Regions from separate parts of the Mus musculus genome. Here regions 1 and 2 are each linked to region 3. The links are chromatin loops, found by intact Hi-C in ENCODE. Cell type or tissue: left cerebral cortex. All regions are shown on one strand. Region 1 overlaps Sim1 (single-minded family bHLH transcription factor 1). Region 2 has its middle 96 kb from the start of Gm23906. Region 3 holds the start of Vgll2 (vestigial like family member 2).

Region 1 (2,500 bases), 1.1 Mb after region 3:
TCTGCACTTGACCTACCGCAGAAAATTCGCAAATCCTTTGATTGTCTGTTTAAAATGAGGAGGAACCAGCTCCTTTTGCGGCAGGATTACAGTGAGAACACGATCTAAAGATTCCCTTGTAACTCGGTGAGGCAGAGGGAACAGGGTTTTGCAAAGGAGAAAAGGCTCTCTGTGAGGGAGGCGATAACTAAATCAGGTTTCAGACAAAAGGATTTTCCCCAGCTAAAGTGGCTGAAGACAAAGGAAAACATAATCTATTTTGGAAGATTTCCAAGATATGCCACATTAACCTCAGCAGATAAATTTTACTTCTCTCAGGCCCCTCACTTTCCTTAAAATCTGGTTTATCATATTTACATAAGTAGTATTAGAAGGGGTGTATCTATTATGAATCTAAAGGGCTAGCTCACATTTCATGTGAATACCCAAGCAAGTTTCTCTGTTGCTTTACCCTTGGTGCACGGTTGAGCCATTTCCATTTAAATACCCCCTGACCCAAGGATTACCTCAATGGACTGACTGCGCGGGTTTTGTAATTTCCTGAAAATGAGATTTCGATTTATAAAACAAGAAACCAATTAGTAACCAAATGAGGCGAAGTAGATCCACTAAAATTGACCTAATCCCACAGGCACCATTTAGGCCCGTTCTTGGTGAATGAATGATGAGCCCCAGTCTAGCGCGCGCTCAAAGCATCATCCAGCTGTGTTATTGCAGGCAGCAAAAATAAATTGATCGGGCTTTTTCTTCGAATGAATTTCATGCCCTTGACAAAATACAGATTACAGGCCAGGCATCCACCGCCTCCTTTGCTGGCTAGAAAGAGAAGAGCTTGTTGTAGTGGCCCCTTCTTTCTTTCCTCCCTTATTAGCACGGCGTCTCCATAAAAATGTGTCCTCTCCACAATGCCTAGTGTGTCTCGGAGGCAATAGGGAGGTTTCCTGTGACCCGTCTACAACCGAAGACAAGGGTGATACAAGCCCTTCCAAGCCCTCCTTCTAACTTAAGGTCCCCAGAGGCTAGTGGTTGCTACTTAGGCGGAGTGCGTGAAAAAGAAAATCTGAAACCCCAAATACCACGTGTGTGCGCCAGGGCTAAAAGTCCTGCGCTGGCATTCCTGGGGCTGTGGCATCAAGGAGCCTCTGGGTTCTCGTTTGTCATGGCCAAACAGCGGAGCTCTCTGGGGGAGAGAAGGGCAGGGAATGGGTGCCCTGCGTCGCGCCAACTCCTGGTACAGTTCCAGGGCAGAGCACTTTGTTCATCAACAAGGCGCATCAGGGTCTCCGCTAGCCCTAGAAACTGTCCCAGGTCACTGCTTGAGACGGAGCTCACAAAGGCTCCTGCGATCTACCTCGGCAAGGCCTGCGCTGTACCGGTGTGTGTCCTACTCTTGCCTGCCCGCCTCTCCCCGGCCAGAGCCAGCGACGACTGTGCCAGGAATCTTCTAGTGTTTGTGTTGTTCGAAGCTGAGGCGGGTCACTAGTTTCTCCGGCTTTTTCCCAACCCAGTGTTTGCGCTTCCGGTTGGGGAAGTAGCCGCCAACCAGGCTTTGTAACCCAGCCCGCCACACCCGCTGCGCGTTATCCAACACTACAAGAAATTGGGGTTTCTTCGGATTTAGCTTAAAACCGGGAACAAGTGTCCTGCATGGAGGCTGAGGGTGCCGTCGTAAAGGAGTTTAGTGTTCGGGAATATGCGGGCTGGATAATGCCCCCTCGGTAGAAGACCCTCGCCTCCAAGCAAGGCAGCCCCTCACCTGGCGACCTACGGATCCCGTCCTGCCGGGAATGAGGGAAGGACCTGATCTCCTTTGAGCATAAAACTACCCTGAAGGATGGTAGTGCTTTGTGCATCACAAAGGATGTATCACACTCTGGTATGTAGCAAGGTCTGACCTTTAGATAGGGCTTGTGACACCTCCAATTCTCTGAGAACTTAAGGCCCGGAAGGTTTGGAAATCATGCCCAGACTTCAAGAAGACATGATTCAAAAGGAAGATCCGACATATCACTTGTACCTATTGGGCTGAGAGCTTTCCGCAGTGGAAAAAAAAAAAAAGTGTGGTAAGGTCGGAGATAAAAAGCCACCCGGGGTCTGAACAGAACCACCAGAGTGTCAAACCCACCAGCTTGTCAAACCTGTGAAAAAAGTTTACCCCATTCTACCCATTCCGTTAGCAACTTCGGAGTAACCGGACTGAACAACTGGCAGCCCAAGATACTGGCAAAGTGACCCACCTAAATAATCGCTATTGTTACTGTCTGTCTCCTTTCTCCGAGAAATACCCGGGCCCATAAGGGAATACCGCAAGAATCCAGGAGTTTGCATTCGGAACTTGCATCTGACTGCAAAAAAAAAATTCAAAGATATCAAGATTCCCCCTAAATGTAAAAACAACTCCCCTAAAAAAAAGATCTACCCTTATATGTTTAATACGTTTTAGTCTTAGATGGATAATTGTGCTGCGTTTGAAAGCATCCCACCATAGCTTATGATGTTC
Region 2 (2,500 bases), 230 kb after region 3:
CGTGTTCTCTGTGGCTGGCACTGAACTTTTAGGTCAGCAAGAGATGTTGCTCAGGGCTTACCCAGAAGAGACAAGGCCCAGAGTTTGATCCTTAGCAGGAAAGGAAGACAACTTTAATGAAGGCATTATTTTATCAGAATCAAATGTTAGTGGCCATAGGATGTACACATGTGATTGGGGGTGGTTTCTGTCTACAAAATGGTCAATACATGTATATGAGTAAGATAAGTGTTTTCATTTTTTGTTTTCTGCTGTGTTCACCTTTCAGGCTATGAGATTTACTCAGAACTCAAACTTACAGAAAGATACAGAAAAAAATTATTTCAAAGAGGGGAACGCTAAGAGGGGAAAAAAATCATTGGTCTCAGCACAGTGAGACCCTTTTACACTCCTGTTTTGGGAATTTTTCAGTTTTTAGAGGATATTCCACTTTCAACATCATATTTTCACACAATGTATTTTGATAGATACATTTTATAACATTCTCAACAAATTAGTAAAAATATTATTAAACATTATCTATCCACAGCAAACGCGGTAAGCGGGAAGGACAATCCATTTGTTGGCATAAATTCAATAAAAACCATCTCAAACTCTTCTGTCCAGTTGCAGCCTCTTTTCTAAGAATCACAGCTACTTTAGATCTAATCTAATCTTTTTCAGGAGAACTAAACTCTTTTTATTTTAGGGATCCTACTCATATCAATGAAGTCAGGCTTTTTAAAATATGCATTTTCTGTATGTTTCAAATACATGAGAAGGTTTGGATCAAGAATCTTCCATCTACTGAATCTGATTAATAAGTAACCATTTGTTTTCTGTTCACACTCCAGGTACAGGACTATGAAACATCTTGATATATTCTTTCTTGACTTACTAGGTTTTGTTCTTTGAGCTCCCGGGATAGCACACGAGTCACGCTAATAGCTCACAAAATTTCTTAAATTATAATATGCAATTTTCCAAATTAGAAATTTTTTAACCTGAAATTCTAGCACTTGGGAAGGTGAAGAAAGATTATAAGGAGTTTAAGTCCAGTCTGGCTACATGGAGGCTTTGTGGCCAGCCTGGGTTTCTTTCATGAAAGCTAGTTTCAAAATTTTATTAAAAAAAAAAAATCTTACAATTTCTATATTATAACCAGAATCTATAATAAAAAGCTTTGTTACTTAAAAATTTATAAAACTATAACATAACTGTAAAGCTTATATTACTCTGGAACAAAATCAAAGTTTTATCAAAGTTGGAAAATGGATTTTAAATGCTGAAAAATAAATGAATTTTAGGGTCGTGCTGCCCTCTAGTGACAAGGTCAGAGAATTTCTTTCATCTGATTATCCTCACCTTAATTGAGGCTCCTGTTTGAAATACTGCCTACATATTAGAATCACTCCAAAAGCCCATTTAAAAACCCTAGTTCACAGAATGCAGAGATATTGGTGTATTTATACTGAGTCTTTTGTCAACAGTTTTGATACAGTATACAGGAGATTCAGAGAGCATCATGTTAAGAAATGCTGGTACAAACCACTCTGGAAATCAGTCTGGCGGTTCCTCAGAAAACTGGACATAGTACTACCGGAGGATCCAGCAATACCTCTCCTGGGCATATATCCAGAAGATGTCCCAACAGGTAAGAAGGACACATGCTCCACTATGTTCATAGCAGCCTTATTTATAATAGCCAGAAGCTGGAAAGAACCTAGATGCCCCTCAACAGAGGAATGGATACAGAAAATGTGGTACATCTACACAATGGAGTACTACTCAGCTATTAAAAAGAATGAATTTATGAAATTCCTAGCCAAATGGATGGACCTGGAGGGCATCATCCTGAGTGAGGTAACACATTCACAAAGAAACTCACACAATATGTATTCACTGATAAGTGGATATTAGCCCCAAACCTAGGATACCCAAGATATAAGATATAATTTGCTAAACACATGAAACTCAAGGAGAATGAAGACTGAAGTGTGGACACTATGCCCCTCCTTAGATTTGGGAACAAAACACCCATGGAAGGAGTTACAGAGACGGAGTTTGGAGCTGAGATGAAAGGATGGACCATGTAGAGACTGCCATAGCCAGGGATCCACCCCATAATCAGCATCCAAACGCTGACACCATTGCATACACTAGCAAGATTTTATTGAAAGGACGCAGATGTAGCTGTCTCTTGTGAGACTATGCCGGGGCCCAGCAAACACAGAAGTGGATGCTCACAGTCAGCTAATGGATGGATCATAGGGCTCCCAATGGAGGAGCTAGAGAAAGTAGCCAAGGAGCTAAAGGGATCTGCAACCCTATAGGTGGAACAACATTATGAGCTAACCAGTACCCCGGAGCTCTTGTCTCTAGCTGCATATATATCAAAAGATGGCCTAGTTGGCCATCACTGGAAAGAGAGGCCCATTGGACTTGCAAACTTTATATGCCCCAGTACAGGGGAATACCAGGGCCAAAAAGGGGGAGTGGGTGGGCAGGGGAGTGGGGGTGG
Region 3 (2,500 bases):
GCGACATTTAATATAGTAGACAGGTCTGGGGTCCAGGAGGAGAAAGGACCAACTAGCAAAACCTAACTATCTTTCTTCTGGTCCTATAGTGGGGAAGGATTGCTGGTCTCAGAAGCTGGGACCAAAAGATAACAGTTTCTAACTTCACCACACTCCAAACGCCATATTCCCACTTCATTTAAAAATGATTCCTAAGTCTAAGACTACAAGTTCTAGTTTGGGAAGTTTGCGAGGGGAACTTAAAGCAAAATTTACTCACTTCATCATCTTCATATTTCGTTGAGATTTGCAAACAAAATTGTTTAAAGTATTGACGCAAACATTACAGTACATTACAGCGTTTTCCAAAGGGAAGACCAGGCGCTTACTTCAGCCTGATCCAGACTTCTGCCCCAGGTGTGTGTGCTTTCGCTTTTTCCCTGGAACACTGTCCTCAAATTTCTGCTACCTTCGCCAGGGACACGGAGGAAACATTGCTTGGCTAGACACACAGCTCAGGGAAAAGAGAAATCGGCAGAAGAAAACCTCCACAGTTTGCAGGAGCGGGGTTAAGCGCTCTTAAAATTGACTTTGGGTTGTCAAATTCTGCCACTTGGGTCCCAGAAAGGCGAGCTCCCATAGCGGGTCAACTACACCTAAATAATGCTCTCTAGAATTCTGTAAAACACAGACCAAAAGGCCGATGCAGGTTTCTGCTGATAAGGAATCCACCAGTTCCTTAGCTATTTGGCCAGACCGGGCCACCTGAGCTCTGACTTGGAGAAACCGGCTTTTGATTTTCCTTTTGTTTTATTTCTACGGTCAAGATCAAAGTTCGGATTTCCCTGCGTGAGCTTTGCGGGAAGCTCTTTACACCCGCACCAGACTCTAAAAAGAAAATTCAGTCTAACTGATCTGGGAAGGACGTGGGTGAACATCCGCACGCCTTGGGTGCTGTCTCCAGACAGAAAACGCACCAGTTAAAGAGAATTAGTTAATAGCGGTTGCAGCGCGCGCGGTCCCGGCATCACGGTGTCTTTGGGTGCCTGTCTGTCGCCCTGGAGCGTGGAAGCTCAGGGGACCTTTCAGGTAGTGGTACTTTTGTAGCCGTGTGTGTGTGTGTGTGTGTGTGTGTGTGTGTGTGTGTGTGTGTGTGTTCCACCGGTTCCCGCCCCATCTGGACGACCCGTACCTGGTGGTAGGGAGTGTAGGCGGCTGCGAAATAAGGCTGCGGGGGACCGTAGACCTGGTACATAACATCCAGACAGCTCATGGCTCCCCGCCGCGGAGGCAGCTGAGTGGTTTCTCATCAACGCTGTTTTCGCGAAGCTCAAGGATGCTGCAGCTGCGAAGGCGGCGCCCGAGCCCCGGAGTCATGGGCTGCGGGGCAGCGCTGGGCTGGGGCTGCGGCAAACTCGCTCCCCTCTATCTCGGCGGTTCCAGCCCGGCGGTGCTCCCGGGCAGAAGCGCCTGGGCTCCCGCTAGAGCGCATTTAAACCCTGCAGCCCGTGGCGCGCTGACGCTAAGAGGGGGCGGGGACCAAAGGACTGCGACGCGGTCAAAGAGTTTTCCCGGACTCCCTCGCGGAAAGCTCGTGTCCTAGGTGCCAGAGACTGAGGATCTTGAATGTCGGGGGGTGGGGGTGGGTGGGGGAGGGGGGAGGGGGAAGTGGGGGAGCCCAGTCTTCCCTCCTGGAGCATCAGTGTCCCAGGGATTTCCTTCTTCCCTCGTTTCCACGTGGGACAAAGACTGCAGGGACACAAAGATAGGAAGAGTGACAAGCGGGGGTGCCGTGGCAGCAGAGCGCAGCAAAGTCTCGAGCAGTTCTTGTAGAGAACCTCTGCCTACAGTTCCCGATTGCGTACGAGGAGGGCCAGGGCTATCTTTTGGAATCTCCCCACTAAGAAAGGAGTTGAGGGACTCCTCCGGGAAGTGGCCGCAGTGGCTAAGACACGCAACTTTCCCCCTCTGTCCCATCTCTGCCCTCCCACCAACCCCAGCAACTCTTTCCAATTTTAATTCTGCTTTTTTGGGTCATTTCTTTCTCATTTCCATCTTGGTTGCTCTCATACCCTCTTGGGTGCTCTTCAATGAACCAACTCCATCCACACGGACAGCGTGCAAGCTACTTTCTAAGATTCTATGAGCTCCCACCCATCTTCCTATGCCTGGCTGACCAAGCTCAGAGTGTCCACCTGGCCTTTAAGGGTCCTCAATATTTAGAGCAATGACTCCTTGGGTCTAAGTCAGAGTACTTGGGCTGTTTCTTTGTTTAGTTATAAAAGCTGTGCGGCTCAGTTTCATTAAGGCAAAAACAGTGTGTCCTCCAGTTGTGAAACATGCCCTTTACTGGTCCCTTTTCTTGTCCAGTGATGCCTGCGGGCGGGGTGGGCTCTTATTGCAGGGTAGGGTGGGCTGTTCCTGGTGTCTGCTCTAAGTCCCACCAGAAACCCTTGGGGGAGGGAACCGACATCGCAGTGGAATCCTCCCTCTGGTCTACTATAAAAGTGAACTGACACAA

Evidence for each region. A loop is a pair of places that touch in the nucleus more often than their neighbours do. Peaks named below come from ENCODE experiments on the same cell type or tissue, not always from the same donor. Only the 100,000 strongest peaks of a DNase experiment are listed, where the experiment ranks them.
Region 1: a loop joins it to region 3, with 9 times the contacts of the local background. A loop is called at or near these places in 6 of 42 quality-filtered maps.
Region 2: a loop joins it to region 3, with 5 times the contacts of the local background. A loop is called at or near these places in 3 of 42 quality-filtered maps.

Annotation. Positions count from the first base shown.
Region 1 is chr10:50,899,996-50,902,495 of GRCm38, reverse strand. The region is part of intron 1 of Sim1 (single-minded family bHLH transcription factor 1); the gene reads right to left. Among named protein-coding and RNA genes, the nearest start is that of Sim1, 5.6 kb to the right of the region's middle. In left cerebral cortex, no CTCF peak of the experiment used is centred here; DNase peaks (open chromatin) are centred at 905, 1,357, 1,789, 2,353 and 2 more places.
Region 2 is chr10:51,791,065-51,793,564 of GRCm38, reverse strand. No RefSeq gene overlaps it. Among named protein-coding and RNA genes, the nearest start is that of Gm23906, 96 kb to the left of the region's middle. In left cerebral cortex, a CTCF peak has its summit at 1,298 (motif pointing left); a DNase peak (open chromatin) is centred at 1,312.
Region 3 is chr10:52,021,475-52,023,974 of GRCm38, reverse strand. Vgll2 (vestigial like family member 2) reads right to left here and starts at 1,473. Exons shown (of 3, transcript NM_153786.2): 1 at 1,172-1,473. The coding sequence starts at 1,252. In left cerebral cortex, no CTCF peak of the experiment used is centred here; DNase peaks (open chromatin) are centred at 536, 704 and 1,328; H3K4me3 peaks cover 338 bases.